Regions from separate parts of the Homo sapiens genome. Here region 1 is linked to region 2. A link is a loop called in an ENCODE intact Hi-C map of the cell type or tissue named here. Cell type or tissue: ovary. All regions are shown on one strand. Each heading gives the region's core, and the rest is flanking DNA. Links, peaks and the distances in the headings are about the cores only. Region 1 overlaps LOC107985000 (a long non-coding RNA gene). Region 2 overlaps RGS9 (regulator of G protein signaling 9).

Region 1 (16,340 bases), core at 5,403-13,402, 260 kb after region 2:
GATCAATGCAAGGAAATGTTAAAATTACTATGCTATACATTATTAGTTCATGACACATTTTCAAATATGAATGTGATGTAGAAACAGGTGATTGTCAGAAAATAAACTCATTGTTTTTAGTTTAAGACTAAATTAAAGCAAAAACAAAAACAAATTTAGTTTCAAGATAGGAAAGTTTATTTGTAAGGATGCTGGGATGTTTGAACCCAAGATGAGTGATGTTAAAAAGGTTTTGCAATGGCATTCAATGAATAAAAAATGTTTACAGTTCAGTAAACAACCAACCCAGAGTAAACTTATATGAACTCCTACCTATTCAATGCCTTAAAAAGTATTTACATTATTAAATGTGTTAAACATTTGCCATAAATCATCATTCCAAATTTCATAAATACTAAGCCTTAACGTTGACTATACATGTGTGCTTATCAGCTCATGTAACTCACATTTTTTTTTTTTTTTTTTTTTTTTTTGAGACGGAGTCTCGTTCTGTCGCCCAGGCGGGACTGCTGTGGCGCGATCTCCGCTCACTGCAAGCTCCGCCTTCCGGGTTCACGCCATTCTCCTGCCTCAGCCTCCCGAGTAGCTGGGACTACAGGCGCCCGCCGCTGCGCCCGGCTAATTTTTTGTATTTTTAGTAGAGACGGGGTTTCACCGTGGTCTCGATCTCCTGACCTCGTGATCCGCCCGCCTCGGCCTCCCAAAGTGCTGGGATTACAGGAGTGAGCCACCGCGCCCGGCCAACTCACATTATTTTTTAAAATTCCACTTATGAGAGTGAGGGCTAGTTCAATTCTCTACATGGCAGGGGGTTAGAGATAGAGTTAAACTGACAATCACCTGTTTCTACGTCACATTCATATTTGAAAATGTGTCATGAACTAATAATGTATAGCATAGTAATTTTACAGTTCAGTAACTTCAGTTACCATTTTGGACAGATAACAAGAGATCCAATCTGACTAGCAGAGAATAGTGTAAGACATTTAAAATAGTTAGCAGTTTAAATCAGAGGTAGACAGATTATTTTCCAATGTAAAGTACATATTTCTCCATTTGCATAACACTCACCAGTGGGTAGAATTTATGAAGAATAGAATTTGGTTCATGGAAAGAAAAGCAGGCAGGAGCTAAATCAGATATAACTTTCTTCATGTTTAATAATTGAACTTTAATCCTATTTTGAGACTCAATTCTGATAGAAGTTGGAAAATTAATCTGTCAAACTGTGTATGTCCTAGATAGAAGTCACTTGTCAGGTATGCATATAGTACAAATAATTTTTTTTCTGTCTCTGGCTCTTTATTTTTTTGATATTTATTTATTTATTTATTTAGAGACAGAGTCTTACTCTGTCGCCAGGCTGGAGTGCAGTGGCACGATCTCGGCTTACTGTGACCTCCACCTCCTGGGTTCAAGCAATTCTCCTACCTCAGCCTCCCGAGTAGCTGGGACTACAGGCACGCGCCACCACGCCCAGCTAATTTTTTTTTCTTGTCTTTTTAGTAGAGACGGGGTTTCGTCATGTTGGCCAGGATGGTCTTGGTCTCCTGACCTCATGATCTGCCCGCCTCAGCCTCCCAAAGTGCTGGGATTACAGGTGTGAGCCACTGTGCCCGGCCACCTTTTTATTTTTTTTTCATGTATTTTGATAAGCAAAAGTTTTCAATGTTAATAAAATCAATTTATCGTTTTAAAACACATTTTGTAGGTGTTGTGCCTTCTTTAGGAAACATTTGCATTTTCCAAAGTCACAAGTAATTTCTTCAATGTGTTCTTCTAGAATACATACAGTTATTTAGCCCTCTGTTAAGGTTTATTATCCACTCAGTTAATTTTTGCATTTCATGGAAGGTTGGTTTATTTTTTTTAATATATGGAAATACAGTTCAGCACCATGTGGCAACTCTTTCTTTTACCCATAGATTTGCTTGGCATCTTATCAAAAATAAATTAAACACATATGTGTGTATGTCTAGTTCTGTAATCTCTATTCTATGCTATTGGTCTGTTTTTCTTTCCTTGGCCAATACCAGTGTCTCTTGATAGTGTATATTTATATTAAAACTTGAGGTTCTATGAAACAAATCCTCCAGTTTCTTAGTCTTTATCAAAATTGTTCTGACTATTCTAGATCCTTTGCATATACATATAAATCTTAGAATTCACCTGTCAATTTATTTTAAAAATTCTACCAGAATTTTAATTCAGCCTCTTTTGATATTTGCCAAATATTTGCCAAGGAGTTATTTGCCAAAATATCTCTATCCCTTCCTTCTACAGTTACACATATGGTAGACTCAGAATTCTCCTACTGGTCACTGAGGCTCTGTTCATTTTAGTTCAACCATTTGTGGTCCTCTCACTATTCTTCAGATTAGATAATTTCTTTGGATAAGTTTTTGAGTTTACTCATGCATTCTATTTCTGCCTGGTTTTGTTCGTTCTTAAAGGACTTTGTGCAGATTTCTGTGTGTTTTTATACAGAACTTTTGTAGTTTTCAGTGAGAGAGTTCATCTGAAAAAAAGCTACACCACCGACACAGAACAGCAAATGTCAATGTGGCTTTCTCTCTCTTTCTGTTTAATTTTCAGAACTTTTCTGTGTTTCCAGTGAAACAAGCAACTCTTCAGTGATTCTAAACAGGGCCCTTTCAAGTAGAAACAGTAATTTGGGACATTTAACTAAAATCAATTATGTATAATTAGGCATAAAGATCAATTTCTTGTAAAGTGGTCCTGACTTCACTATAATTTGGTAATTGTTTAAAAATGAAATTCACTAATATAAATGAGGAAACCAGTAAATGGAACACTGTCAAGAGGATGAATTTAAGGGGAAAGAGAATTGAGTAGCATTTTTCATGTGTTTTTCTTAAGATGAAATGAACCAATTAATGTAAAATACTTGGTAAGCATTTAATTAATTTTAGCTTTGGGTACTTTTGCTATTGTTTGGCATAACAACTTCTCATTTAATTTTATTTCCACCATTTTGTGAATACAGTCAAATCCGGTATCCTTTTTATGGCATTCAGGTGTTTATGTAATTGATGTCTATCTACTTTTATAAGCATTTTTCAATATTTTCTTAACCAATCATTTGCTCTAATCAACTAGTGTTAGTGAGTGTATTATGAACAGGCCATATACATTCATATTTTCTCTGCCATCACTCATATATTATATCTTCTCTAGAATAAAGTCTCTCTTCTTTTCCTTCACTTCTGCAAAAATCCCCTTCCTTTACTTCTCCTACTGATTTGCAAAGTTCTTGACAGCAAAGCCTGTGATTGATTCAAATTTACAGCCCTATTTTACAGCATATATAAGGTATTGAATAAATGTTTGATAATGAGAAGAGTACAAGATGTGGGGATGTTCTTAATCTTAAAAGAAGTTCAAAGTATTATCATTCTCTTCTGACAGACATATTTGAAAATAAGTGCTACACAATTTTTTAGTCTGAAATCACAGAGTTATATTTGAGTATTGTACACTCTGGTTTTCTTTTTCTTTTTTTTTTTTTTTTGAGACAGAGTCTCACTCTGTTGCCCATGCTGGAGTGCAGTGGCACGATCTTGACTCACTGCAAACTTCGCCTCCTGGGTTCAAGTGATTCTCCTGCTTCAGCCTCCAGAGTAGCTGGGACTACAGGCGCATGCCACCATGCCCAGCTAATGTTTTGTATTTTTAGTAGAGATGGGGTTTCACCATGTTAGCCAGGATGGTCTTGAACTCCTGACCTCATGATCCACCGGCCTCGGCCTCCTAAAGTGCTGGGATTACAGGCATGAGCCACCGTGTCTGACTGAGTATTGTACACTCTTATTGCCATGTATAGAAAGAAAGAATCACAGCTTTCTCTCCATGTTTTATTAACACACAGAAAAATACTTTGAAAAATATACCATTTCTCAAAAATGAAATGTATGATTTGCTACAAATGGCCATATGGAAAATATGATACCTGCTTATTTTTGACTCAGGGTGCATTCAATTTTTATACTAACTGAAAATTACATGATTGCGTTTTGTTTTAAAAGTGAAAAAAAGTAATAACTGCTTTTAGCCTTGTAATATTGAATGCGTCAATTGGCTCCCCTTGTAGAATGTTGAATGGCTATCACTGGTGACAGATGTTCTGTACATCGCAGTAATACTGCTTATATAATTGTGATAATTTTCCGCTTCTTATTTGTCATTTTTAGTGATTTAAAAATCCCTTGATGACTCCCTGAAAAATGACTGATGTTTTTCCTATATTAAGTAATTTCTGCTGGTAAAGTGTAAGTCTTTTAATAATTTCTTGAATTCTGTTCAAGTCTGCATATTTTCATTCATTGTTCAACTAAACAGGTGTGACAATTTATAGAATTCCATGCAGAAACATCTCTCTAATTACTCCATCTTGGGACTTAGAAATGTGTTTTATGGGGAAATGCCATAAGCTTATTTTTTAGATACAGGAACATTTCTGAACATAAGGCTTCAACTTTAGTACAACTTTAGTATTTAGTACAAAAACTTGAAACTTGAAAATCTAGAAAGTTAAATTTACAAGGCATTTTACCTTTTCTCTGCGGGTAACCTTATTATTGTGTCTTGTCTGTGATACTCAGTGATATTACAGTTTCAGAAGCTGGCTATAAAAGCATAATACCATAATTCAGGTGTCATCACCCTTTCAATAGATATCATACTTGATTTCCTAGAATGCTGATTTGATTACTGGGATTAAAAATTCTAAATTTTTACAACCTACTTTATCATGTCCAGGCTTACCTTAGTAACCCAATCATATTCATATTGTATAGGTTTAAAAGCAATTTTAGAAATGGCTTATAATAAATGAACATTTCCTAATTCAAGATGAAGATTTGGATATGATTAATACATTTTGAACTCAAATTATACCACAGTTCAGGGGAATTTTCCATTAAGCTTAAAGGCAAATTTAAAAATAATCTGAGATAGTGAATTAAATTAAGATGTACATATAAACATCTTCTTATTTTATTATTATTTTTTAGACAGAGTCTTGCCCTGTCACCAGGCTGGAGTGCAGTGGCACAAACTCAGCACACTGCAACCTCGACCTCCCGGGTTCAAGCGATTCTCCTGCCTCAGCCTCCTGAGTAGCTGGGACAACAGGTGCGCTACCATGCCCAGCTAATTTGTATTTTTAGTAGAGACGGGGTTTCACCATGTTGGCCAGGATGGTCTTGATCTCTTGACCTCGTGATCTGCCTGCCTTGGCCTCCCTAAGTGCTGGGATTACAGGCGTGAGCCACTGCACCCGGCCATAAACATCTTAATGAGCAATCAATTTTGTAAACTTGGGGGAAAATGTAATTTATTTTTCTGTCCTTTGTGCATTAGATTGTATTCGGTTGGTATTTGTTAGTCTATCTATGGTAGATCAGCTCTGATGGCAGGGTATACATGAAGTTAGACCTTTCAAGGAACATCTTTAACGGAGTTTATGCTGTTTGATAAAACAAATGTCATGTATCATGGCAGGTGAACCCACCATTTGGTGTTTAGGATCCAAGTTTCACTTCAGGAGCAGGGTCACAAAAAACTGAAGCTTCTCTAATTCAATCATGCCTGTTTGTTGGCAAGTTACTTTTTTTAAATAAGAGAGTAATCCTCATATCTTCTGACAAAATTTTACTTAACTAATTGCTCTTAAGAGCTGTTACACTTGTATAATAAAGAATCTCATTGATATAGTGAGAAATACAGAGTGAACATTTTTAGCTTACTGAAATCATGTAATCGGTTCTATAATATTCCTTAATTATTTATTATTTTCTGAGTCTAAGATTTTTAAAATGGAATAAATTAAATTACTCCATGAAGAGAAAGCTGGGAATAGTGCTTGTGTGTGTGTTTGTGTGTGTGTGTGTGTGTGTGTGTGTGTGTCAGGGGGTAAAAAAATTTACAAAATGAGTATATACTTAAGGTAAACAACATATGTCAGATGATTTGTATTTCAGTGATTTTAAAACAGTTATTGACCAATGGTTTTCTGATTAAATCTCAGACGTTCATTTTAAAATAGTGCCTTCTCATCCTTTTCAGCATTTCTTCATAGAAAAGTAATTATCTGGCTACTTATCATTAACTAAATATAAAATTATTTTCAAATAAATATCCTTGACCACACAGAATTTTGTTAGTGTAGCATTATATGTAAATTTAGCTCTATAATTTTGAATTTTCAGTTTATTTTAAAATTTTGAGATATTATTAATAAACTCGTTCTTCCACTGAGTATATGTAAAGACCAATGGCAGAAAGATTCAATATAACTATTATTGAATAAATGAAAAGCAGTAGTTCTTTTATCTCATCTAATATAGTTTGTTTTTATGACCAAAAACCAAGAACTACTCGTATATTTTTAGTGTTTTGAACTCTGCACAATATTTTCATGCAAAGATGGCATTCAATGATTTTAACTATGAGAAAAGAAATACAATAACAATTAAGTGCTATATATATTTCAGACTTTTCTCTTAGGTAGACAGTTGGACTAGGAGATGGTTACTTTTCCCAAAATAGACACTGTGATTTTCTTAGTAAATTTATTTTGAATGCTGATAAAACACTTCTGTCTGAAAAAATCTGACTTTTCTTTTTTTTCTTTTTTTTTTTTTTTGAGACGGAGTCTCACTCTGTCGCCAGGCTGGAGTGCAGTGGCACAATCTCAGCTCACTGCAGCCTCTGCCTCCCGGGTTAAAGTGATTTTCCTGCGTCAGCCTCCGGAGTAGCTGGGACTACAGGCACCGCCACCACGCCCAGCTAATTTTTGTATTTTTAGTAGAGACAGGGTTTCACCATGTTGGCCAGGATGGTCTTGATCTCTTGAACTCGTGAAAAAAATCTGAATTTTATCAATAGCTGAAACTCTGGGAGTTTAGTCTATATTTCAAGCACATTTTTTCTCTATGCCTTTGATCTATATTCTTCTTATCCTCAGCCAAAATGCAAATCTCTCTGTTTTTGACATTCTCAGGAGCTCTCATTTGTTTCTTAACTTTTCCTCCTCTGCTGTTCACTTCCAGTTCTTTCAGCACTTTTAATCCTTACTGCTCTTACATCTTCACTACTCAAAGTTTTTACTGGTCATCTATTTCTTTGTAATAAACTAACCGTAAATTAAGTGGCTTAAAACAATGACAACGTTTATTTTCATAAAGCAGCAATTTTATTTTGATTTTGCTCTGATCATGGTCATTGGGGGGGTATTGCAAAGACTTGTTGCTAGAATTGTCTAAAGATTGCTTACTCACAAATCTGGAAGTTGATGCCAGCCATTGGCTTAGATGTTAGCTGATGCTATCTGTTGGAAGACTTACATGCTGACTTTCTGCATGGCATTGGCTTCCTTATACCTGGTACTAAATTCCACAACAAGCTTCAATAGAGACAGTGAGCTGTATTAACTTTTATGACTTATCCTCAGAAATCCTACACTGTCATTCTCTGTATATTCTATTTGTTGGGGATTTTATAGAAGCCCATTCAGGATAAAGGGGTGGAGAAAGGTCTGGAAGACCAATTTCAGTTGAAAATTTTGTTGAAGCAGTTTTTTATAGTCTACCACAGTGCACGTTCTTTTTTCTCTTTCTTCAGCTTGCTATAGAATCATAGAAAGCTATGCATTCTACCATGTACCATTCACCATGTGGGTCATTATTACTTCCTCTAAGCTAACAATTGCATTTATGAAACTATTGCTTTAGACATATTATTAAAAATCTGCTCCTTCTTTGAGCTCCATGTCACCTTGTATCAGCTTTGCTACTGCATTTAGCTTTGTCATTTACTATCTTCTTGGTTCCTCGTCATTAATTCATGGATACGCCTACTTGATAGTCTTTAAGGATGACTGCTCCAAGGTATAGCCAGCTCGCTGGCCAGCCCATCTACCCATCCACTTACCGATTCACCCATCCACCCACCCATCTACACACTGCCCACCCATCTACCCATCCACCTACCCATCTACCCAGCTAGCCATCTACACAATCACCCACCCATCTACCCATCTACCTACCCATCCACCTACCCATCTAGCTATCTACCCGTTCACCCACCTATCTACCCATCTACCTACTGATCCACCTACCCACCAACCCATCCACTCATCCACCTACCCATTTACTCATTCACCTGCCCAGGTAACCATCCACCTACCCATCCACTCATCCACCATCCACCTGCCTATCTGTCTGTCTATCTATCTATCTATCTATCTATCTATCTATCTATCTACCTAATCAGTCATTTATCTGCTGGTGCCTTAAGCGGTTATGTCTGTAGCTGCAGGAAACCATCCTCAGACTCCCTCCTGGGGACCAAGACAGCCACCGACGGAGCTCTGCCCAGGGCTGTGGACAGGCACCAAGCTTTTCTCTTGGTTAGCTCCCCCACGTCACAGTGCCTGAACCAGTGACCCCAGCTTCCCTTGTTTAGAGGAGCCAAACTCCTCTAAACAGATGAACAGCAGCAGCAAAGAGGATTGAACACCCCTCTGTCCCTCACCAGCCCTGAGTGGCTGTGACGAGCTGGGCTCGAGACTTACCAGGTGCTTGGTGAGGTCCCAGCTGTGGATGATCCTGGCCAGAATCACTGAGGCATCATCTTGGTGGCAGATGTCACAGTAATAGAGGCCAGAGAAGGCACAGAGCTTGGGTCGTACAAAGAAGCCGATCTGCTGGAAGCAGCCTGGGAGATGGGTAGAGAGTGAGTGGTATGGCCAGAGTCAGCTCCTAGTAACTTGGGAGCTTCTGTGGTGGAAAGGATCTGTTAATTTTTTTTAAAGGTAGGCACAAAGTCAAGAATAACCACCACTCATATTTCCACCACTCAGAACTCCCCCTACTAATTAATCTTTACAACAACACACTGTAAGAACTATCATTATTTTACAGCTGAAGAAATGGGTGCTCAGAGAGGTTAGGAAACCTGTCCGGTCACATAGTGATGAAGTGGTGTGGCTGGCATTCAGATCTGGGTTTGCCTGCTTCCTTGGTTTGCCTGCTTCCTGGGGAAGGCACACATGCTTGGTCTAATGCCCCCAGGCAGCCCCCGCACAGGGGCATAAGAGCTTCCGGGTGGTACACTGGAGGCAGATGGGTAGGTGACCAGGAGGGTCCCAGGTGGGTTCCATCTGCAGGGACCAGGCCTTTCAGAAGGCAGCTCTGAAGTCCTGTTTTCCATTGCTAAAGGGGCAGCGTGTTCCCACAAGTGTTATAAAACCCCATTCCAGAATGTCATCATAATCGTGCGCAGTCATTCAGGGAAGCACTTCTGGAAAAGTACTATATTGTCTCAAAACTGCCTACAGGCAGGTGAAAAATACTGTTTCACCTGTCAAATAGGAAAATATTTCCCTGAAAACTACGCTGTGCAAGTGATGATTATAGAGAACTCTTGATTCCACCTGTAGCTCCGAGCAAATCCAGCCCGATGAAGCCCCAGGTGTTTTAAATGGTCCTTCCAAAGGTCTTTACCCTCAGTAGTTGGTTTATGTAACAGCTCTGAGGGGCTTGACCAGATCTACTATTTGTTTTGTTTTGTTTTGTTTGTTTGTTTGTTTGTTTTGAGATGGAGTCTCCCTTTGTCGCCCAGGCTGGAGTGCAGTGGCGCGATCTCGGCTCACTGCAGCCTCAGCCTCCTGGGTTCAAGTGATTCTCCTATCTCAGCCTCCCGAGTAGCTGGGATTACAGGCACCCGCCACCATGCCCAGCTAATTTTTGTATTTTTATGTTGGCCAGGCTGGAGGATCTGCTATTTGTTTAATGTCCTCCAGTGCTTCCTTTTTTTTTTTTTTTTTTTTTGAGACAGAGTCTTGCTCTGTCACCCAGGCTGGAGTACAGTGGTATGATCTCAGCTCACCGCAACCTCTGACTCTTGGGCTCAAGTGCCTCGGCCTCCCCAGGAGCTGGGATTACAGACGTGCACCACCACACCCAGCTGATTATTGTATTTCCAGTAGAGATAGGGTTTTGCCATGTTGGCTGGTTCCAGAGCCTGTGTTCTGCTCCATTACCCTTGTTGCCTGTGTCTAGTGTCCCTGCTGCTGGCTCAGCAATGCCAGCCTCCTCTAGGTCCACCCGTCCACTCGGGCCCCAGAATGGAAGCAGCAGAGTAGGGGCTGTGGCGAGCAATAAGTGGCTGGGGGACAGGGGCCGCGGTCAGGGCTGGCCACGGGAAGCAGACAGGCAGCCAGCAGGGGGCAGGGCAGTCTGCACAGTGTCTGATGCCTCAGGACTGTGGAGCAAGGCTGGCTTTGGCCCCCTTGGTTGGATAGTTCTTACAGTGTAGAGGTGTCTCCACAGCGGGGGGCCAGTGGGAGCGGCCAGTGGGTGTGCCCTGGGCAAAAGGCAAAGGCCCTGACTCCCCCAGGGGCAGGCAGAAGGGTCCCTGGGCCTTGGGACCAGAGGGCGGGCTCTGCTGCTCACTAGCTGCCTCACCCTGACCTTCACCTAATTTCTTCAAGCTTCCATTTCAGTGTCTGTAAAATTCAGCTACTACCAGCTATTTTTGTGGGGTTATTACAAAGCTTAAATGAGACAAGGTTCTGCAAGTACTGTGCAAATTATGAAATACAACCCAGATGCCAGTGGTTGGTGTCTGCCACTGAGCCATGCCTGCTGGGTAGAAAGGAAACCCAAGCTCCCTTGTCTCTAAAAACAAAAACAAAAACAGAAACAAAAAATAAAAACAAAACCCCACAAGACTCCAGACCTAGTCATCAGAGTAGCTCATGAGATGAAACCAGTTTTCCAACTTTGCTTTGTAGATATCCTGGTTCTAGAACTGAATGGAGCTTGGTGAATAATCAAGAAACTACACAGTCAGGTTCTTTGCAGAATTGCTTTTTCTGAGCTGAGACATGAGGTCATGCTGCTGGCCTTCATCATAATAATGCCACCTGAAGCAGCCCCATTAAACCTCCCTGGAGGTGTTTTGCAGGGTACCTGACTTGTCCTTCTAGATCCCATGTTCACAGAGCTACACACAAGAAATTTAAGAGCGAAGGGTTAGGAAAAAGCTTTGATTCCCTCAACATCTGGGTGGGTTTTATTATTTTTTCAACAACAAAGAGACATGCACCTGATAGCCCCTCTCTTTTCACCTTACCTAGCAGGAAAGTCAGAGCTAAATTTTCTTCAGCAACCACACCTTAGCACCTGTACATCATCTGCCCCCTAATTCCTCTCCATCTTGAGTCCCATCTCTAACTTGTTTTTTGTGGTCCTGGCTTTTCAGTGAATTTGCCAGTTCACCACGTGTGTTTCTGTTGTGATCTGCCTCAAACCTTCTAGGGACTGAGGTCAGGGTAAGAGTAGTTTAAAAACAAGATAAGACGTGGACAGTGAAGGGTGTGGCATTGGGAGTACCCATCCTGGGTCTTCTCTCCCTTCCTGTGGGGGTAACCTGGTAGTCTTGCCCACTGCCCCGGTTTATTCACTGGGGATGCAGTCCAGACAGAAATGGGGCTTTGGCTCAGGGACAGGGAAGGGCACCTGGGGAGAAAGAGGTTTCCCAACCAGGCCTGTCACAGTAAGCAGCCAAGGACACGGAGCCTCCTGTCTCTCTCAGGCTGGGACGAGGGCTGCCATTCTAGGCATGAGAATTTCCTCTTCCAGAGGCCCTACTCCTCACCACCCTCCAGGGCAAGGATTATTATTAACTCAGCTCCTGGAGGGGGAACTGCAGAATCTGTGATGCTAGAAACACAGGACAGGTCCCCTGGGGCGGGGATGCAGCTTTGGCCTTGAGCCCTGAGAATGGTAGCCCCAATTCTTCCCAGGTCCTCCTACTTGGGGCTTGCCTACAGTAAGGGTCCCAGAGCACTGCCAGCAACTGCACCAATATCACCTCTCTGGCTCTGGACTCTTACCTCTATTAATACAGCCAAAAGCTGCACTCAGTGTTGGCTCATAGGGAATTAAGGGTCAAAAACCCCCAGGTCATTTCCAGGTCACTAGTTTCAGAGGGCTGGCAGGCATCACTAAGCCCCTTCCCTCCTTCTCCCCACCCCCACCACTCACCTCCAGCACGTTCTTCTTACTGGATTTGTTTTAGGGGCCCAGCAGAGAGTGGTGCTCTTCAGCTCCACTGTGTAGTCGGGGGTAGAAAACTTGGAAGGCTGCCTCTGTGGGAGAGGGAGGAAGGTCACAGGGAGCCCTCGGCTCAGATGTGTCTGCTGTGGCACTCTGACTCCAGGAATAGGATGGGCATGGCCAGGAAACAACTCTGGGGAAAGAGCTCCAAGGGTTCCTGAACCCAGAGACCCTGATCTGTGAGGCCCAGAGGGAGGGGGCGTTAACCAAAGCAGTCCCTCCCTCATCTCAGCATGGTTGGGGAGGGGGCAGCGACCCTTGCCCTTAGAGGGAGAGTGGGTTTGGGAGTCAGATAAACTGGGTTCAGAGCTTGACTGTACCATTTACAAGCTGGGTGACCCTAGCCAAATCCCCTCATCTCCCTGAGCCTCAGTTTCCCCATCTGTAAAATGAAGATAGCCCCTCAGGTAAGTGAGGAGGTCATGTGGCACCTGGCCGGGCAGTGCTCATTGAACAGCGATTCCTTCCCATCCCTAATGCCTGGTGGTGCCCCCAGATCTGCAGGCAGGCCCTGAAGTTTCTGATGCAGATCTGGGCCCAGCCCCTCATCAACCTGCAGATGGCAAACGCATCTCTGTACGAGCATGTGGAGCGGATGCACCTCATCGGGAGGAGCTGGGAGCAGCTAAAGCTCCTGGGGGATTACCTGGGCCCGTGCTGGAGCGGTGCCCTGAAGGAGCTCAGGAGGAGGTGAGCACCCTTTACGTGCATGCACACGAACACACACACACACACACACGAACACACACACATACACATGAACACACACGAACACACACACATGAATACACACATACACATGCGCACACACACCCACACACATAAATGTACACACAAATGCACAGACTTGCACACACATGCACATGCACACAAATGTACACACATGCAGGCAGTCGTGCACACACACACACACACGGGGGCAGTGCCCAGGGCAAGGCGTCCACTTGGAGGAAACATGGGCAGAGATCTTCCCATTGGGCCTGGGAAATGATCACATCTTTTGGGGGTGATTTTGGGTTTTTTTTCACGTATCTATTTGTTCACTCAAAAACATGGACTGAGAACATACTAAGCACTGCACACCTGGCAAGGCATGTGGGCTCCAACACTGAGCAGGGCAGAGCCAGGGCCGACCCGCTGGAAGCCTCTGGCCTGGCAGGGAAGACAAGTGGGAAAGCCAGCAACTCCATCCGGGGGTGAGGGTGAGAGGGAGATAGGTTGGAAAGCCAGCAACTCCATCCGGGGGTGAGGGTGAGAGGGGAGATAGGTGGGAATGCCAGCAACTCCATCCGGGGGTGAGGGTGAGAGGGGAGATAGGTGGGAATGCCAGCAACTCCATCCGGGGGTGAGGGTGAGAGGGAGACAGGTGGGAAAACCAGCAACTCCATCCGGGGGTGAGGGTGAGAGGCAGGACGTCCTGGAAGCACAGAGGCTTACATCCAGCCCAGATCAGAGGAGGACAAGGCAGGAAGGACTTCCTGGAGGAAGTGACTTCTAAGGTGAGACCTGAAAAATGACGAATTAGAAAGGGGAAGCAAAGGGGAAAAGGGCGTTCCAGACAGAAGGAATAGCACGCACAGGCCATGAACTGTCGGTGGAAAGCACAGGGAGAACTTTGGCTACAGTGAGGAGGGAAGCGGGGAGTGTGGCGAGAGGCAGGCGAGGTCCAGATATTCCCACCTCTTCCCTGTCCAGCCAGTTGTCTGGCCCATGCCAGCCTCCCTCCTGAAATTCTCCAAAGAAGAGGTGATCAGGGCGGGGCCCTCAGGATGCCCTTTAGGAAGCTTCTCTTACCCAGGGCCTGGGGCCTTTGGTGCTCAGGAATGGGATGTGATGCTGGGCTTCAGCAGGGACTTAGGCCTCTCCATGTCTGTCATAAACGCTTCCTAGTCCTCAGGTCACAGCCCAGGCTACAGTCTTCCCAGGGCTGTGCTCTCCTGGCACCCTCAGGAGGGCAGACCTCAGGCGGAGAAGCCTGCCGGTGCCTTCTCCCCAGAATGGGCTTCGAGTCCACCTCTGCTGGGTTTCTAGGGTCAGGAACCAGTTCACAAGCCCCTCCAGGTTCCCCCATCTGGCCTTCCCTCCCCACAGGGCTGGCCTAGACAGTGCCTCTCTGAAGACTGCCTCCTCCATCCTGGCTGCAGTGCTCCCAGAGCCGGGCTTCCTGGGGGCCAGGGTGTGCCCCAGGCAGGTCCCCAGGGGCTCTCAAGGGGTGCTGCGGGGGCTCTCCCCTAGGCAAAGAGGAGAATCTGGCCCCACAGCTGCCAGCTGAGCCTTGGTCTCCTCTGCAGGGCCTGGAAGAACAGAAAGCCCTCCGGGGACCACCATGTGGGACCCTAGACCCTAGAAGGCTTCGCCCCAGGAGGCTCGCCCATCCCAAGCATCCGTGGGTGACTGGGTCTCCACCTTTTGGCCATGCTGACTCACTCCCTACCTCTGAGAGTCCATGACCCAGAGCTCCAGAGAGACTATCCTCCTGCCCACCTAACCAGGTGGCGAAATCTCTGGGGTCAGGTGGGGCCTTATCACCCTCCTTGGTCAAGGAGCCAGGTATCTGCACAGGCCTACAGACCTGTGTAGACCAGGTGCCTGTGGTATGGGTTGTGGGCCCCAGCCCCATTCACCCGTCCCCGCCCTGCTGAGAGTTTGTTCATGGGCTTTACAGACCTGTCTCTGTGGGCACCAGGGGCACCCCTGTCTCTCTCTCCCTGGCCCTCCTGCTCCATCCCTGGGCAGCAGCGCTGTACTCCTGCTATGCACTCAGCCTGCTTCCTGTGCCTGTGGAAGTCCCTTGGAAACAGCATGGGGCAGGGGAAAGAGTGTGGGAGGCCCTCACCCACTGTGAGTCAGGAAAGTTGCTTCACTTCTCCGGGTCCAGCTTTCCCGTCTGTAAAATGGGCCAGTGATTCCTCTGTTCCTGTGGCCTCCTGAGCAGTGGTGAGGGCTGCATGAGGGACCCAGAGTCTGGGCCACAGATGGCCCTGGATCAGCATCGTGTGTGCCCTGAGGGCATCTGATCCAGCCTTGGCAGGGGCCAGAGGAGCTCCCAGAGGAGATGGCATCTGAGCTGAGGGCATGCAGAGTTCTTTTCCATTTTTCTTCTAACATGTTTTTCTTCTTTACAAAGGTCAATCTTCCAAGGGAGGAAAATTTATAAAGGGAATAAAGAGACCATTCAATCAGCCCTTCTCAGAGCCCACCACCACCTGCTTCTGCACCTCACTCCATCCACACACACGTGTTGCCACACCAGTGGCATCGTGTATCTATTGAACTGGGGCTCAGCCTCCTGTGTGGCTGGGACTGCAGGCATGCGCCACTATGCCCACCTAATTTTTGTATTTTTAGCAGGGACGAGGTTTTGCCATGTTGGCCAGGATGGTCTCGAAATGCTGACCTCAAATGTTCCATCCATCTTTGCCTTCCAAAGTGCTAGGATTACAGGCATAAGCCATTTCCTGCCTGGCCAATAGCACATGCTTTTAAAAAATACCTGCCAAGAAAGGGTACCCTGAGTCCTTACATGACTGAATATGTATTTATTCTGACTTTACTTGACTGTTTGGCTGCACATAGACTTCTAGGTTGAAAATCATTTTTTCTTAAACTTTTAGATTTATTCTTCCATAATCTTCTAGCACTAAATGTTGTAGCAGAAAAATCTGACACCAATCTAATTCTTGTTTTATAGATTGTCTGTTTTATCTAAAAGTTTCTTTTATTCTTAATGTTTGGAAATTTTATAGCGATGTATGTAGGGGTGAGTCTTTTTCCATTTGTCCACCTGGTTTATAATGTTTATCAACTGACCCCTTGCTCCCCCCACCCCTCATAGAGTGCAGGGGCTTTAATTTATTCACTGCTAAATTCCCTGTATCTGGCACACATCAGGTTCTCAATAGTCATTTGCTGAGTGAATGAATTTATTCTGCTAGAATTTAAAGTCCTGTGACTCGCATCAGCTCAGAAAATTTTTCTTTTATTCTTGTCTTTTTTTTTTGAGACAGGGTCTCAATCTGTCATTCAGGCTGGAGAGCGGTGGTGTAATCACAGCTCACTGCAGCCTTGAACTCCTGGGCACAAGTGATCACAGCTCACTGCAGCCTTGAACTTCTGGGCACAAGTGATCTTCCTGTCATAGCCTCCTGAGTAGCTAGGACTATGGGTGCACGCCACTATGCCTGGTTAATTTTT
Region 2 (16,340 bases), core at 3,113-11,112:
AGTGGCACGATCTCAACTCACTGCAACCTCCACCTCCCAGGTTCAAGTGATTCTCCTGCCTCAGCCTCCTGGGTAGCAAGATTACAGGCATCCACCACCACGCCCAGCTAATTTTTGTATTTTTGGTAGAGACGGGGTTTCACCATGTTGGCCAGGCTGGTCTCAAACTCCCGACCTCGTGATCTGCCCACCTCAGCCTTCCAAAGTACTGGGATTACAGGCGTGAGCCACTGCGCCCAGCCGAAAACTACATTTTTAAGAACCAAAACGTTTTAAAATACATTAAAGAGGATTATTATTAAAGAAACCCTGCTGTGAATCGTCTAGTAACAAAAACAAAGAGACAGCCACTGATTCAAAACACACAGAAACACCCCACTGATTCAAAAAATGATGAAAATGGCTAATCTGGCTTGGCGGCAATTCTAAATTATTACATGCTTTAAAAACAAAGTAAAAATACTTTTAAATGATACAATAAAAGACTAAATAGAAGAAATATAAATCAGGAAAGCTAATCAGCATTTACCATTCACACAAACCTATATACATAACCTATATCATATAACCTATATCACATAACCTATATCACACAGCCTATATCACATAGCCTATATCATATAAACCACATCATATAACCTATCTCATATAACCCACATCATGTAACCTACATCATATAATCTATATCATATAACCTATATCACATAACCTATATCAGATAGCCTATATCACACAACCTATATTATATAACCTATATCACATAACTGATACCACATAATCTATATCACATAACCAATATCACATAACCTATATCATATAATCTATATCATATAACCTATATTACATAATCTATATCACATAACCTATATCATATAATGTATATCATATAACCTATATCACATGACCTACATCAGATAGCCTATAACACATTACAATCTATAACATATAACTCATATCATATAATCTATCTCATATAGCCTATATCACATAACCTATATCAGATAGCCTATATCACATTATAACCTATATCATATAACCTACATCATGTAACCTATGTCATATAATCTCATATAACCTATATCATATAACCTATATCAAATAGCCTATATCACATAACCTATATCATATAACCTGTATGACATAGTCTATCTCATATAAGCTATATCACGCAACCTATGTCATATAATCTATCTCATATAACCTATATCAGATGGTCTATATCACATAACCTGTATCACATAACCAATATCCATAACCTATATCACATAATCTATCTCATATAACCTATATCACATAACCTATATCAAATAGCCTATATCACATAACCTATATCCTATAAAGATACTTTGCCCTTAAAGAAATCATTGCCATAATGAGAAGTTGAAGCACCCAAAGAAAGTCTTGTCAAGGATGGCACCAAAGAAGAATCAAACTAGACAAGTTCTTTAAGGCTAACTCTGAGCCTCCGATTCTAGTTTCTTAAGAAAATGATTGATTTTTCTCTCAGGTACCCTTCACATATTTTTTTTTAAATTCCCACCGCATTCGCACTTTGTTAATAATCCAGAGGGCTATCTAAATTCTCACAGGGTCTTACTACAATCACACACACACAAATTTGTCTCTCCTAGACACTACGCCTCTATGTGTAATATTTGCCTGGGGCCAGGGTGGTGAGAATTGCCATCACTCTGCAGCAGAAACTAAGAGCTCGGCCTTGAAACCCAGGCAGACCTGGCTATGAATCCCAGCCCCATCTCTGGTGAGACCTTGACCAAGCCACTAGATTCTGGAGCAGCAAAGCCTAACTTGTGGGCTGTCTTTGAGCATAAAGTTCTGTGTTTCGCACAGCGACTGCACCTTGTAAGCCCTCAACGAATGATGGCTGTTATTATAATGTTGTCATTACTAATGCCATTACTCCTACCTGTCTACTGCTGCAGAGTGGGGCCCGTAAGGATGCACACAGCTTCTACAGGAGTTCCTCTAGGCCCGTGGGTGAGGGGCTCAAGGCAAGTCCACCCCAGTGGACAGGTGGAAGAGACGGTTGACAATTCTGGGGTTTTTCTCTTTCTCTCTCTTTCTTTTTTATATAAAGACAGGGTCTCACTGTGTTGCCCAGGCTGGTCTCAAACTTCTGGGCTCAAGATATCCTCCCATCTCAGCTTCCCAAAGAGCTGGGATTACAGACATGAGCCCCCATGCTTAGCTGCATGCCACAACCGGCAAAGCTCTATCCACGTATCCTCTCTCTTTTTCCTATATCTAAAGAATTTTCCGGGTACTTAGTGACAGAAAGCCTATCTGGACCCCGTATCCACAGCACGGACCCACCTACCTTCTTCATGAGCATGTAAATGTGGGTTTGTGCGGCGTCCAGCACATAGCGGTGGGGGTGCTTCAGCCCCTTCACTGTGATGTCCATGGTTTTGCCATCTATGTTGATCCAGCGCCTCGCCCCCGGGGCCAGGAACAGCCTGGGGTGGGAGGGAGATGTTAGCAAAAGTAACTAAACCAAGTCAATTCATGGATAGCTCACAGCTGCTTGGGAGGGAAGGACTGATACGAATCGGTTACCGAGGGTGAGGGTGGTGGTTTTTTTAGGAGACACTAAAGAGCATGAACTTTTGAAGAGGTTGTCAAGCAATTTTTCCTTGAAGCAAGAAACTTCCAGTATTGGGAATATGAATATTTAACTTTGATGTTTCCAACCTCCAGGAGAGAGAGCAAGAAGGGGCTGGGGCCCAGGTCGGATTAGGTCCTGGCCATGAGGGTGAAGAACTCAGCCTCCAACTTCACACCTTCTGCACCAGGATTCCAGGGGCAACCTGGGACCAGGCTAAGACACCTTCACACAGGTGTTCTGGGGGTCTCTGCTCTCCTCCCAACCCACATGTGCTTTGTAATGAATTTCACATGCTGTGTCGAGAGGCAGCCCATAGTCCCAGAACCCAGAGGTCTGACCCGCTGGGCAGACAGGCCAAGGCTCCCAATTAGACCAAACTTGGCCACACTTCCTGAGCCCGTGGCTCTACCTGGGATGTCGGGATGCAGAGCTCTCTCAGTATTTCCAGTTCTGAGCTGTTGCTGAATTAGAAATACTCATATGAATATTTTCCTACCTTTCTAAGATGTACATTAAAATTTTGGAATTGAAACTGAGATTTACATAACATAACCAGGGAGCCTGGGGAAGGAAACTGGTCTAATGGCAGAGGCAGCGGGCTTCCTGTAGCAGATTTTTGGAATCAGGAGTTGTGTGTGCGTCACTGTGTGTAAGGCAATCAGGCACCCATTGTACTGCAAAGGATGTCATGGAAGCTTCCCGGACCGACAGCCCTCCCCACTGCACCCCACCCGCACCCCCATTTCTCTCAGCGCATGGATCCCCTCCCTGTGGGAGGAGCTGGGCAAATTTGCAATAGAGTGTATGAACCTCTAAGTATAAGAAGAAGTGAGACCTCAAGCTTTTCTCTTCAATGCTGCTGGTGCTTCTCTGGAAACCGGGGTGTTGCAATCTGAGTTCATTTGCAGGAAGGACATCCAGGGTCCAGAGGCTAAGTCCTCAGAGGGAAGGGGCTGTTTGGCCTGCTGCCCAAAGTTCAGCACCACAGTCTGGTGACTGCAAAGGGCTGGTTCCAGCCCAGCGTGGTGCTTGGGCTTTGGGCAACACGGCTAAGCATGTGAGTATGAACTAACAATGCTGGGCCCTCAGTATCCAGGACTCATGTCCACTGCAGCCAGTGCAGATGAAAGGACCCACAGAGATGGGACCACAGCAGGACAGGAGCACCCACCAGGCCTGTAGGGGGAGGAGTGTTGGGGAGGGGGAGTGTGGCTTTCAGCAACCTTGGGAGCCTCATCACACCTTCCCCTCCCTCTCCACCTGGCCATTGAAAACAGGACTGACCCTTTTAACCTGGAACTCTTGGCTTTTGTGTAATTTGGAGGAGAGACAGTCATGGAGAGGGACAGACTTATTGCTGCTCAGAACAAGTGGGGGCTGGAGCCGTGATGTCAGGAATGAGATGTGCCCACCCATGTTTGTACCCCAAGCTGCGCTCACTGTCCCAGACATGTGGGAGGAGCTCCCTTCCCCTGTGTTCCTCACATCTCTAAGGAAGCGTGAGGAATAGGTTTCCCATCTTGCTGCTTCTTCTCTCTCTCTCTCACTCTCTCTCTCTCTCTCTCTCTCACACACACACACACACACACACACACACACACACACCCCTCAGGACACCTAAGAAGGCTTTAGTCAAAGACAGAGCACTCTGCACTGTAATTCGGGACAGCTTGCTTTTTTAACCCCTAGACACATTCCCATAGGAACAGGTGACTCACACTGCATGTCTCACCAGGCTTTCTTCAGGGAACCCCCAAACCTCCCAAAGCAGCGGGGAACTATTTCTAGCATGGCAAGTACAGTGAACTGATGCTGACCAGGGCCCAGCCAGCTACCAGGCTGTTGTCCTCTCATCCTATCTTCACCTCAAGCACAATGGGGTGGTCCTCAGAGGCCCAAGGGAAGGCTTTCCAGCACCCTGGCTGATGCTCACTTGTAAATCTCCTCTGCTTTCTCCTTGACTTTGGACTGATCTCCATACTTCAGATCCTCGCAGGCTTCCCAGAATCCCAGATTCTCTCCTGCATGGTGAGAAGTCCACGTGGATGAGGGCCGGGCAGGAAATAAGTTGGAAGAAGAAAAGAGGAAATAAAAGAAATGAGTCAACCGGGATGGATTCCATTTCCCAGCTCAGTGAACACCTTTCCTGCCGCAGAACAAGCTATTGCACATTGTGATGCTAGACAACAATACTCCTTGGGGAAAGGAGCCACATCTTCACTTCTACGGCCTGGAAGAACATTGGGAACTTAGTAATTGCTCAATACGTGGCCTTAGAAATAAACTAGATTGGCACCTACCATGTTTGCAGCAATGCATTCACACCGTGGCAGCTTCCTTTCCTCCAACAATACACAGGCCAGAGTTCATATCACCCCCCAGAGGTTGTCGTACTCTTTTTTATTCTAGAATTTGGCTGTAGGAAATATTGCTTGAACGAGCTCGCACATGAATAGGCTTCTATACATGCGTTGCTACGCTACGGTTTTCTACATCAAGACCTCCTTCCTTTGCTCCCGTTGAATGACTGAGCGTGAGTTCTTCCTCCTTTGTTTGGCTGTGCTTAGAGAACCCATCATTTGCAGTCCCTCACCAGACATATTCCAGGCCAACGGTTCTTACAGAGAGGCTGTTCAAGAAGCAGTGCTGATGGACTGACCCTCAGGGAAGGTCTGGCCAGGAGCAGGACTGAACTGAGCATCACCTGAGCCAGAGGGGATTGGCCCAGAAGGAAAAGCCAGGTTCCCCCAAATCCTTCATCTCCCTCCAACTCGAGGTTCTCTAACCTGCAGCGTCCAGAGGTACCACGCATATGTTCATACAGTGGTCCCAGGTGGTGATTTTTGCCTGGGAAAATAAAGACGATCACAAGAGAGAGCAAGTGTGTGTGTGTCTGTGTGTGTGTGTGTGTGTAAATCGTGGAGTGTGTCACAGTGTGGGGAAATGAACAACAAAATCCTCTCCTCTCTTTTCTCAGTACAGTTGACCTTGAACAATTAAGGGGTTAGGGCGCAGACCATTATGCAGTAGAAAATCCAAAAACTTAACTACAAATAGCCTACTGTTTACCAGAGGCCTTACTAATAACATAAACAGTCAATGGACACATAAGTGGATATGTATCTACATATATATTTTATGGATTCATGATACCTTTTCATAACTTTTTTCTATTTCTAGGCTATGCAGTTCATCTGCAAGTTTTTTCAGATTGTTGCAAATCCCCCCAAGTTTTTAAATATATTTACTGAAAAAAAAATCCACCTATAAGTGGTCTCGTGCAGTTCAAACCAGTGTTGGTCAAGGGTCAACTGCATTTTTTTAAAAGCTCCTGGGTGCTTCATATTAGAAAAGGCTGCACAATTTTAAACTAGTTGGCATTTGTCCCATAGCTCTATAGAGGTCCTTCCTTTTCAGCATGAACTTTAGGGCGTTCTTTGGACTGAGATCACAGACCAGTGATGCTCTCAACTAAAATGTAACTGATCTGACAAAAGTGCCATGTAAACCATCTTGCCCATAGCAAAAGACAGTTGATTGCTTAGTAAAATTAAATAAGCAATTATTCGTGATAGCCAGTAAGTGGAAAGCACTCAGATGTCCATCGATAAAAGAATGGATGAACAAAATATGGTGAAGACTACAAGGGAATATCATTTGGCCTTAAAAAGGAAGAAGATTTCGGCTGGGCATGGGTGGCTCACGCCTGTAATCCCAGCACTTTGGGAGGCTGAGGGGGGCGGATCACAAGGTCAGGAGTTCGAGACCAGCCTGACAAACATGGTGAAACCCTGTCTCTACTAAAAATACAAAAATTAGCCGGCCGTGGTGGCGGGCGCCTCTAATCCCAGCTACTCAGGAGGCTGAGGCAGGAGAATTGCTTGAACCAGGGAGGCAGTGGTTGCAGTGAGCCGAGATGGTACCATTGCACTCCAGCCTGGGCGACAGAGCAAGACTCCGTCTCAAAAGCAAATGGTTAAAATGGTAAAATTTATGTTACATACGTTTTCCCACCAAAAATATTAAATGAGCACACAAAAATATGTACACCAAAGTTCATAGCAGCATTATTCATAACAGCTAAAAAGTCAAAGCAACCCAAATGTTCATTAACTTACAAATGGATAAGCAAAATGTGGTACATACAAACAAGGAAATATTATGGGGTCATTAAAAAGGAATGAAGGAAATATTATGCAGTCATTAAAAAGGAACCACGTGGCCAGGCGCAGTGGCTCACGCCTGTAATCCCAGCACTTTGGGAGGCCGAGGCGGGTGGATCACCTGAGGTCAGGAGTTTGAGACCAGCCTGGCCAACATGATGAAACCCCGTCTCTACTAAAAATACAAAAATTAGCTGGGCATGGTGGCGGGCGCCTGTAATCCCAGCTACTTGGGAGGCTGAGGCAGGAGAATCACTTGAACCCGGGAGGCAGAAGTTGCAGTGAGATGAGATCACGCCACTGCGCTCCAGCCTGGGCGACAGAGTGAGAATTTGTCAAAAAAAAAAAAAAAAAAAAAAAAAGGAACAGAAGCGCTGTTATATGCTGAAACACAGACAAGCCTTGAAAACATTATGCTAAGTGAAAAAAGACAAAAGGTCACATATTGCATGATTTCGTTTACATGAAATGTCTTGAAGAGGTGAATCCGTAGGGGTAGAAAGTAGATTTGTGGTTGCCTAGGGCTGGGGTGCAGGAGAAGCAGGAATAGAAGATGATTCTAATGGGTAAAGAGTTTCTTTTTAATGTGGCAAAAATGTTCTAGAATTAGTGATGATGGTTGCACAATTTAGTGAATACACTAAAACCCCTGAATTGTACACTTTTAAAAAGTTAATTTCATCATATGCAAATAATATTTCAATTTAAAAATCTTTTTAAAAAGTAAATGAGCAAATTGATGATTTATCTGCCCTGTTCATACCTAAAGCCTCAGGAATCTCATGAGGAGATTGCTAATAATACGGTTTAAATAATGCAGGGAAATCTTTTCGCTGGATTCTCACTAAGGAATTAGTGGGGGGGAGATAATAAATTCAGGGTGTATGTTGTCACTTTGCCACTAGATGGCACTATAACCACTTATTCGCCAGTCCATCCATCTTTTCTGGGTTTTGTTCTAGAGCAGCAATTAGACTTGATTAGGGAGATGATTATCAACAATCCATATTATCATGTAATGTTTTGCATCCGGCAGTCAGCCAGGCTAAAGGCATGTCCAGTAGGATTCGTTTCTGGAGCAGTGCCACAGACAAGTGGATCTTGGGTAGTAAGCAGCTGAGTGTCAAGGCTCAGGAGTGATGCCCCCAGGGCTGGGTACTGAGCAAGGAAGTAAAAGAATCCCGTAAAGGTAAATATTTCAATGAAGGTGGTGAATGCACAGCCTGGTTCTGATCTGGCCTCGTGTTTTTTTGTGGATGCTTCTCCGGGAAGTGCAGTATATTTAAAAAGCCACAGTCCTGGTGCAGTGGCTCACGCCTGTAATCCCAACACTTTGGGAGGCCGAGGCAGGTGGATCACTAGAGGTTAAGAGTTCGAGACCAGCCTGGCCAACATGGCGAAACCCTGTCTCTACTAAAAATACAAAAATTAGCCAGGTGTGGTGGCACGTGCCTATAGTCCCAGCTACTTGGGAGGCTGAGGCAGGAGAATCACTTGAACCTCGGAGGCAATGGTTGCAGTGAGCTGAGATCATGCCACTGCACTTCAGCCTGGGCAACAGAGCGAGACTCCATATCAAAAAAAAAAAAAAGTCACAGTTCCCCTCATGAGGTGACATTCAGAGATGGGACAAAATGTGGCCCTGCCCATTTCACTAAAATCCACACCCTCCTAAGGCCCTGAAGAAATCAGGCCAGGAGCTAAGGTGATGGCTGTCAATCACCACACATTGGAATCATCTGGGGAGTTTCCAAAACTTCAAGGATTCCAACCCCCACCAATTTAAAAGCAACTTTAGGGATGAGATCCAGGAAAACATGTTTTAAAATATCCCCAGGCAGACTGAATGTGTAGAACCACTGAGCTAAAGAGAATCAGGAAGCCAGGCGCAGTGGCTCACGCCTGTAATCCTAGCACTTTGGGAGGCTGGGGAGGGCAGATCACCTGAGGTCAGGAGTTTCAGACCAGCGTGGCCAATATGGTGAAACCCCATCTCTACTCAAAATACAAAACAATAGCCAGGTGTGGTGACAGGCACCTGTAACGCCAGCTACTTGGGAGGCTGAGGCAGGGGAATCGCTTGAACTAGGGAGGCGGAGGTTGCAGTGAGCTGAGATCATCCCACTGCACTCCAGGCTGGGCGACACAGCAAGACTCTGTCTCCAGAAAAAAAAAAAAGAAAGAAACAAAGAAAAAAGAAAATCAGGCTGGGAGACAAAAAGAGAAAGAAAGGGAAAGCCTGCCTGTCTCCCTTCCCTTCCTCCAGGTTCATTATATTTAGAGGCTGACTAGAAGGAGCGGGGGCTCCTCGGGTGACAGTGGGGGCATCCAGGATGGATGGAGCCCTCAGAAATGTGAGGGATCCTGATGTAGATTCTGTGAGCAGGTGCAATTTTCCCCCAGACGGTGGGGCCTCTTTGAGTCTATGGAAAGAACGAGTCTTGGGCTCAGGTCCCATTCTTAAAGCTGTGAAAGGAAGCAACTGTTTAAGGGCATAAGCAAAGCTCTGAAAACATCTGCTGAGAAATTCCCCAAACCCTAGGCTAGACATTAAAGGACTCTTTCTAAAAGTAAGTTATTTTAATTTTTTTTTGTAAACAAAGACCCACCACTGAATTCTTTCTTGAGGAAGTACTGGAAGCTCTGTCGACCTTTGGGGTCTCGGATCAATTCGCTGAAGTTGAAGGCCCATCGTTCCACTCGCATCTTGGTTGGGATTTCCACCCTGCAAGGATGATTTGTAAATGCACCAGAGAGGTAGCGGTTGTGACAGGTGGTGGCCTGGGTTGGGGTGAGGGCCTTTAGTCTCATGGCCCAGGGCTCAATTCAATCCTCCTCCTCCCAATCCCTGCATAACACACAAGCCAAGTAATCACTTGCTAGGAAGATGCAGCCACAGACAAGTCCCCCGGGGCTCACATCAAAGACATGACCATCCCAGAGGTGAGGAGGATGCCCACCGTGGGGAGCCCACACTCAGGTCCTGCTCACTTAACCTTAAGGACAAACGAATTCAAATGCCTCCTCCAAGGCATGGTAACAGCCTGGAGCCTGGCCAGCAGAGGGTCAGGCTGCCACCTGGACTAGGAGAGAATTCTGGAGCAGCATTGGTGATGGGTGCTACAATCACTGCCACCTGCTGGGTGCCTATCACCCACGACAGCTGCCCCCCTACCATGGCACACCCTGGCTTCTGGTGGGAGCCGGTGGCTCCTCCTGTACCTGCCTCAGGCCATGTGCCTCGGAGTAGACCCATTTGCCATCTCTGCACTCCCTTTCAGGGCTTCCTCTAAGATGCAGGTCCCACTGCACCTCCTTGTTTGGAAAGATTTCCCTGATCCCAGGTAGGATATTCGAGCCCAGCTAGCAGAGATCTAACATTCCAGAGAATCAGAAAAAGACTCAGTGTTCTCTCCTATCCCTTATGGAATTCTCCTAAACCTAACACAGACCTTTGAAACTAAGGTTTCAAGTCCCTCACACCATTTTTCCCACTGATGTAGCAGCTAGGACCAGAACCAGGCACAATTCATGTCTATGGGATCCAAGATAAAGCATGCCAAGCAAGTTTTACACTTTCCATAAGAACAAGTGTACAAACAATAAGAAAACTGATAACATTAACAACTGCCATTCACAAAGCATTGTCCTATGTGAGGTACTGTGCGTTACACACATACCATCGAATCCTTAAAAGAACACTATGAATTGAGTATTACTATCCCATCTCATTGTCAAGAAAACTGAGGCTCAAAGAGATTAAATACTTGCCAAGTCTCACATAATTAGTAAGAAGCTGAGTTGTGATGACGACAGTGGTTTGCAAACTTCCACATGCATCAGAATCACCTGGAAGATGCATTGAAACAGATTGCTGGGTCCCAACCTCAGAGTTTCTGATTCAGTAGGAGTGGGTGGGGCCCAAGAATACGCATGTCTGACAGGTTCCCTGGTGCTGCGGATGCCGCTGGTCCAGGGCCCACACTGGGAATCAACGCTGTAAACCAGCCTAAGAATCCTGGCTGTTTGTGAAAATCAGCAGAGCTTTCAAAAAACGCTGATAGTGGTGAGACAGCAACCCAGGCCAACCAAATAAGAGGTTTGGGAGGATAAGGCCTGAACGTTGATGTTTTTGTTAAGCTTCCCCAGTAATTGTAATACTGTTCTAAAATCTAAACCATTAAGAACAAGACTTCCCGCTTTCATGTGAGCTAAGCTATGAGGATGCAAAGGCTTATGAATGACACGATGCACTTCGGGGACTCAGGGGAAAGGGGTGAAAAGGGAGTGAGGGATATAAGACTAAAAACGGGGTTCAGTGTACGCGGCACAGTTGATAGGTGCACCAATAAAAATATATATATACATATACTTACAAATACATATATGTGTATATATATATTTGGTTCAATAAACATATAGGATCCACAAAAAAGAACAGGGCTTCCCACTTTAATGGGGAGTTCCAGTTGTCACCCACCCAGTGCCCTCTGATCAACGGTTCTTACACAGAACACACATTTTTCTTCTTGCCAGCAATCTCTACCTGTCTTCAATACCATGCTCCCCATTTTATTTAAAATTCAGCGGCCATCCATCTCTCCTCCCCAAGCCCTCCTAGGACAACCCTCTTCCTGGCCAGATTCCCTGCCTTCTCCTCCAGGGAGAGCCAGCGTCCGCACATGCTTGTCCACAGGCAGACACAGGTCGCCTCTCTCATTCAGTACGCTGGGAGGCAGACATGGGCTGCAGAGAAGCACCCCAACAGCCAGAGCCCAAAGAGGATAAGGGAAGCCTCCCCAGAAGGTAGTTCTAGAGTCTTTGGCTCTGCAGTTGACCTTAGTAGACAGGGGACCCCTGACTCCAGAGGAGTGGCCTCCTTAACCTGTTGGCTGCCCAGAGCGGGCCACGTGGAATAGGTACCAGTGTTGCTTAAGATGAGAATCAGGGCCCTCCCAGGCCAGGCCTGCTTACCCAGCTGGGTCAGTGTCACCTGTGTGTTCCTCATGGCCTCGGCAGTGTTGACCCAAGCTGTGACCTATACCTGGCACTCCTTCCTTTCCCATCACCCCACCTCCCTCACACACTCAGGCCTGTCCCTTCTCCCCTGTCCTCCTCTCTCTCTCCCTCTAATTTGACCATTACACCCTTCTCTTCTTCCTCCCTCTGTGTGCCGGAACTCTCCTGTGTTTCTGCCTCTGCCCCCTCTTCCAAATAACACAAGCGTGCAGGTCCAGTGAGCAATGACTATTCAAAACTGACAAAAAAAAGCCAAAGGGTAAGGGAAAGGGCAGGTTTAGGGCCCTGCCCGCCCAGAACTTAAGTTTACGCTAATTAGATATCAAACATGCAAAGCCATACATATGATTTTTTAATTTTCAAAACCAATCTGTTGTTAAACATAGAGTCACCATTTGACTCAGCAATTCCACTCCTGGATATACACCCGAGAGAAATGAAAATATGCCCACACAAAAACCTGCCCACGAATGTTCATAGCCGCATTCTTCATAATAGCTAAAAGGCAGAAACCACCCAAATGTCCATCAGCAGATGAATGGATAAACAAACTCTAGTGCATCCATACCATGAAGATGATTCAACCATAAATGGGAATGAAGTTCTGATCCATGCTACAAGATTCGTAAACCTTGAAAACATGATGCTAAGTGAAAAAAGCTCGTCGCAAAAGACCCCATAGTCTTTCCTAGATTTCCTAGAAGCGCAATACCCAAGAGATGAAATCAATACACAGGTCAACTGACCAGCCTGTCCTCTTTTCCTGTATCGATTTAGTGACATACTTATTACTGTCTTCTTAGAAACTTGCTCGAATCGAGTAGCCCTTGGGATTGGCAAGTATTTGACAAAATCAGTTCCTCTTCTACTTGTGAAATGAAACATTGTCTGCCAGCCAGTCCCTCTGTCATTCCTCAGATTCCAAGTGATGCCATTGATAGGAAATGTCCAGACAGACAAATCCGTAAACACAGAAAGTAGATTCATAGTTGCCTAAGGCTGGAGGGCGTCCAGGGTTTCTTTTTTGTGTAATGAACATGTTTTAAAATTGATTGTAGCTCTATGAATATAATAAAAACCATTGAACTGTATGCTTTGAAGGGGTGAATTTTATGGCATGTGAATTGTAACTCAAAAACGGTTTTTTAAAAAACACCAATATATAAAATACATACAATTTGGCATTTAAGTCCCAGAACTGGGTGTCATCGGTGATCCAGGGGTTGCTGGGGAGGCAGCCTGACATGATGGCATCGTTGGATGAGAACTGCTCACTGTATTTCACAATCCTGAAAAGGAAACAGAAAATGATTTCCTAGAAGCTCGACACCCAAGATATGACATCAATACACAGGTCAACTGACCAGGCTGTCCTCTTTTCCTGTATCGATTTGGTGACATACTTATTACTGTTTTCCTAGAAATTTCCTCAAATCAAATAACCCTTGGGATTGGCAGGTATTTGACAAAATCAGTCCCAATTCTACTTGTGAAATGAAACATTGTCTTCCATCCAGTCCCTCTGTCATTCCTCTATACCTATTTCTTTTTCTTTTTTTTCTTTTTTTTTTTTTTTTGAGACAGCCAAGCTGGAGTGCAGTGGCACAATCTTGGCTCACTGCAGCCTCCGCCTCCCAGGCTCAAGCAATCCTCCCACCTCAGCCTCCTGAGTAGCTGGGATCACAGACGCGCACCACCAGGCCAGGCTAATTTTTTTTTTTTTTTGTATTTTTGGTAGAGATAGGGTTTTGCCAAGTTGCCCAGGCTGGTCTCAAACTCCTGGGGTCAAGCGATCCACCTCAGTCTCCCGAAGTGCTGGGATTACAGGTGTGAGCCACCATGCCCGGCCTTTCTGTATCTATTTCATTAAAATATGGCCTGTTTATATTTTATCAATAGGTTTTTAGATTCAAACCAACTTGGAGTGTTCAAACTTGTGTCTCTGCACCCATCTTAGAAGCCCAAAGTTGCCACAGACTCCAAGACTCTTGCCATGTTGGGTTCTACCCTTTCTCAGGATAATGCCTGGGTTTGGAAACTTAGGCCCATTATTTAAACCTGGGGCTTAATTGGTCCAAACACACTATTTGGAGGAAGAGCTAATTCCTTCTCTTCTAGCTATTATGGAAATACATACTGTATTATTATTAACTACAGTCATCCTTCAGTGCTACAGAACACTATCTAGCTGTAATTTCGTAACTTTTTTTTTTTTTTTGAGACATTGTCTTGCTCTGTCACTAAGGCTGGAGTGCAGTGATGCAATCATGGCTCACTGCAGCCTTGACCTCCCCAGCTCAAGCCGTCCTCCCACGTCAGTGTCATGATGAGATGGGACCACGGGCATGTGCCACCACCTGGCTAATTTTTTTTATTCTTTGTAGAGATGTGGTCTCACTATGTTGCCCAGGCTGGTCTTCAACTCCTAGACTCAAGCAATCCTCCTGCCTGAAACTTCCCAAAGTGCTGGGATTATAGGCGTGAGCCACCGCTCCCGGCCTAATTTTTTATCCTTTAACAAATACTTCCCTATCTCCCCTTCCCCCTTCCCTTCCCAGTCTGTAGTAACCTCTGTTTTACTTTATATACTTTCAAATAGCCAGAAAAGAAGATATTGAATGTTCCCAACACAAACAAATGATAAATGTTTGAGATGATGGATATGCTAATTACCCTGATCCTATCAATACACATTGTATGTATTGAAACATCACTATGTACCCCCTAAACATGTACAATTATGTGTCAATTTAAAAAACTTTTCTAAAAAAAGCTAATTCCCTTGAGTTGAGTCAGACCTTCTGAGTCAATGCATTTCCTGCTGTCTGGGTATTGAAAACCTGCTGTGCCTCCTCCCCGTAGGTGGGGAATTGTGTCCACAGTGAATGTGAAATGCACCTGCCCTGAAGTCTTCCCTCAGCCATAAGATTTGGACAGAACAGGATCCATGCCTTAGAGATAAACCACTGGTACCTTAGAGACAAGCACTGGGTTTGCAATTCTATTCAGAACTCAAGCCCCCTGGCTTATTCTCTCCCGAGACTCTCTTAGTCGACAATCAGACCTTTTTTATTTTTTTCTTTTTGAGACAAAGTCTTGCTCTGTCTCCCAGGCTGGAGTGCAGTGGCGCTATCTCAGCTCACTGAAGCCACCTCCTCCTGGGTTCAAGCAATTCTTGTGCCTCAGCCTCCCAAGTAGCTGAGACTACAGGGGCACACCACCATTCCTGGCTAATTTTTGTATTTTTAGTAGAGACGGGGCTCCATTTTGACCAGGCTGGTCTTGAACTCCTGACCTCAGGTGATCCGCCCCGACCTCAGCCCTGAAATCCTGACCTCAGGTGATCTGCCCACCCCAGCCTCCCAAAGTACTGGGATTACAGGCATGAGGCACCTCGACGGGCCCAGACATTTACCAGTGGAGAAGCTGGAGGTAAAAAACAACAACAACAACAAAAAAAAAAACTGGTTCACAGGTCAAAACACTAATGATGTCAAAATTACGGTAATGAGGTCCTGAGACAAATAAAAATTGGAAACTGGGTCTAAGAACTATCCTTGGGTCTCCTTCCATTTTCTTTCTGTTTGGTTTCATGAAACTGGGTTTATGGAACACGGAAGTAAATGGTTTTGAGTTTATCACTGAACAATGATGATTATTATAACCCAAAGTGAATGCCCCTGAGTACACAGGTGCCCTCCTCAGCTGGGATCAGGGCTTAGCAGCAGCAGAGTCACTGAAATGTGTGTGGGGTCAGGGCATATTTTCTCAGGCAGATGGCATTTTTGCAAACTGGGGACATAGGAAGATGTAAAACATTTTTACAAGAGCCCAACCCTTAAACATATTGAAGGAAGGCACTAAACAAAACAGCATCTTCAGTCCCGATTAGTACCATGACTTGAGTCTTACACAGTCAGAATACATGATTAGTCACATCGTGCCTCCCAGGAATAAGCCAAGTTTATTTTCATGTGTGCAGGAAAATCCCAGAGTTAGAAATGCAGTCCTAAGATAAATTCCGCATTTTAAAAGAATAACTGCTTGCACGTGGGAGGCAGCACTCAGCTCTTTCTTGTCTCCTAGATGATGTCCTATGGGGGGCTGGGTCAAGGTAGCCAGAAAGTTCAATAAATCAAACATAAATGTCCAATTTATCTTAATGGGATTTTAAATCAAAGATGAACAATGGACATTTAGTAGCACATGGAACCAGTAAACATGACTCACACACTCCTAATGAATTGGAACCAGTAACGATAGGAACCCAGGCTGTCTTGGATCCTCACAGGGTCTACAGTCCACGGACTTCCAACTCTTTCTAACTTCCCCATCCACACATTAGTGGATTCCAAGAAACATAACAGTCTTTTCTAGAACCTCACCTACGCTCGATTTTGCATAACCCAAGATGAGACCCGGAGGTTTATTCTGAGGGATGAACTAGGAACTAAGCCCCCAAGAGACTGGTTTTGTCCCTCACAGTTCTGCTGAATCTTCAGTCTGTCAGCCCAGGACTTGTCGAGTTTGCA

What was found. Peaks named below come from ENCODE experiments on the same cell type or tissue, not always from the same donor. Only the 100,000 strongest peaks of a DNase experiment are listed, where the experiment ranks them.
Region 1: a loop joins it to region 2, with 2.9 times the contacts of the local background. A loop is called at or near these places in 31 of 110 quality-filtered maps.

The regions. Positions count from the first base shown.
Region 1 is chr17:64,932,982-64,949,321 of GRCh38, reverse strand. LOC107985000 (a long non-coding RNA gene) reads left to right here. Exons shown (of 3, transcript XR_001752973.3): 3 at 5,957-5,967. Among named protein-coding and RNA genes, the nearest start is that of LRRC37A3, 22 kb to the right of the region's middle. In ovary, for the core only: no CTCF peak of the experiment used is centred there; a DNase peak (open chromatin) is centred at 10,281.
Region 2 is chr17:65,190,300-65,206,639 of GRCh38, reverse strand. It overlaps RGS9 (regulator of G protein signaling 9), which reads right to left. Exons shown (of 19, transcript NM_003835.4): 12 at 12,984-13,097; 13 at 9,399-9,514; 14 at 4,560-4,647; 15 at 2,339-2,477. Among named protein-coding and RNA genes, the nearest start is that of RGS9, 61 kb to the right of the region's middle. In ovary, for the core only: a CTCF peak has its summit at 7,715 (motif pointing right); no DNase peak of the experiment used is centred there.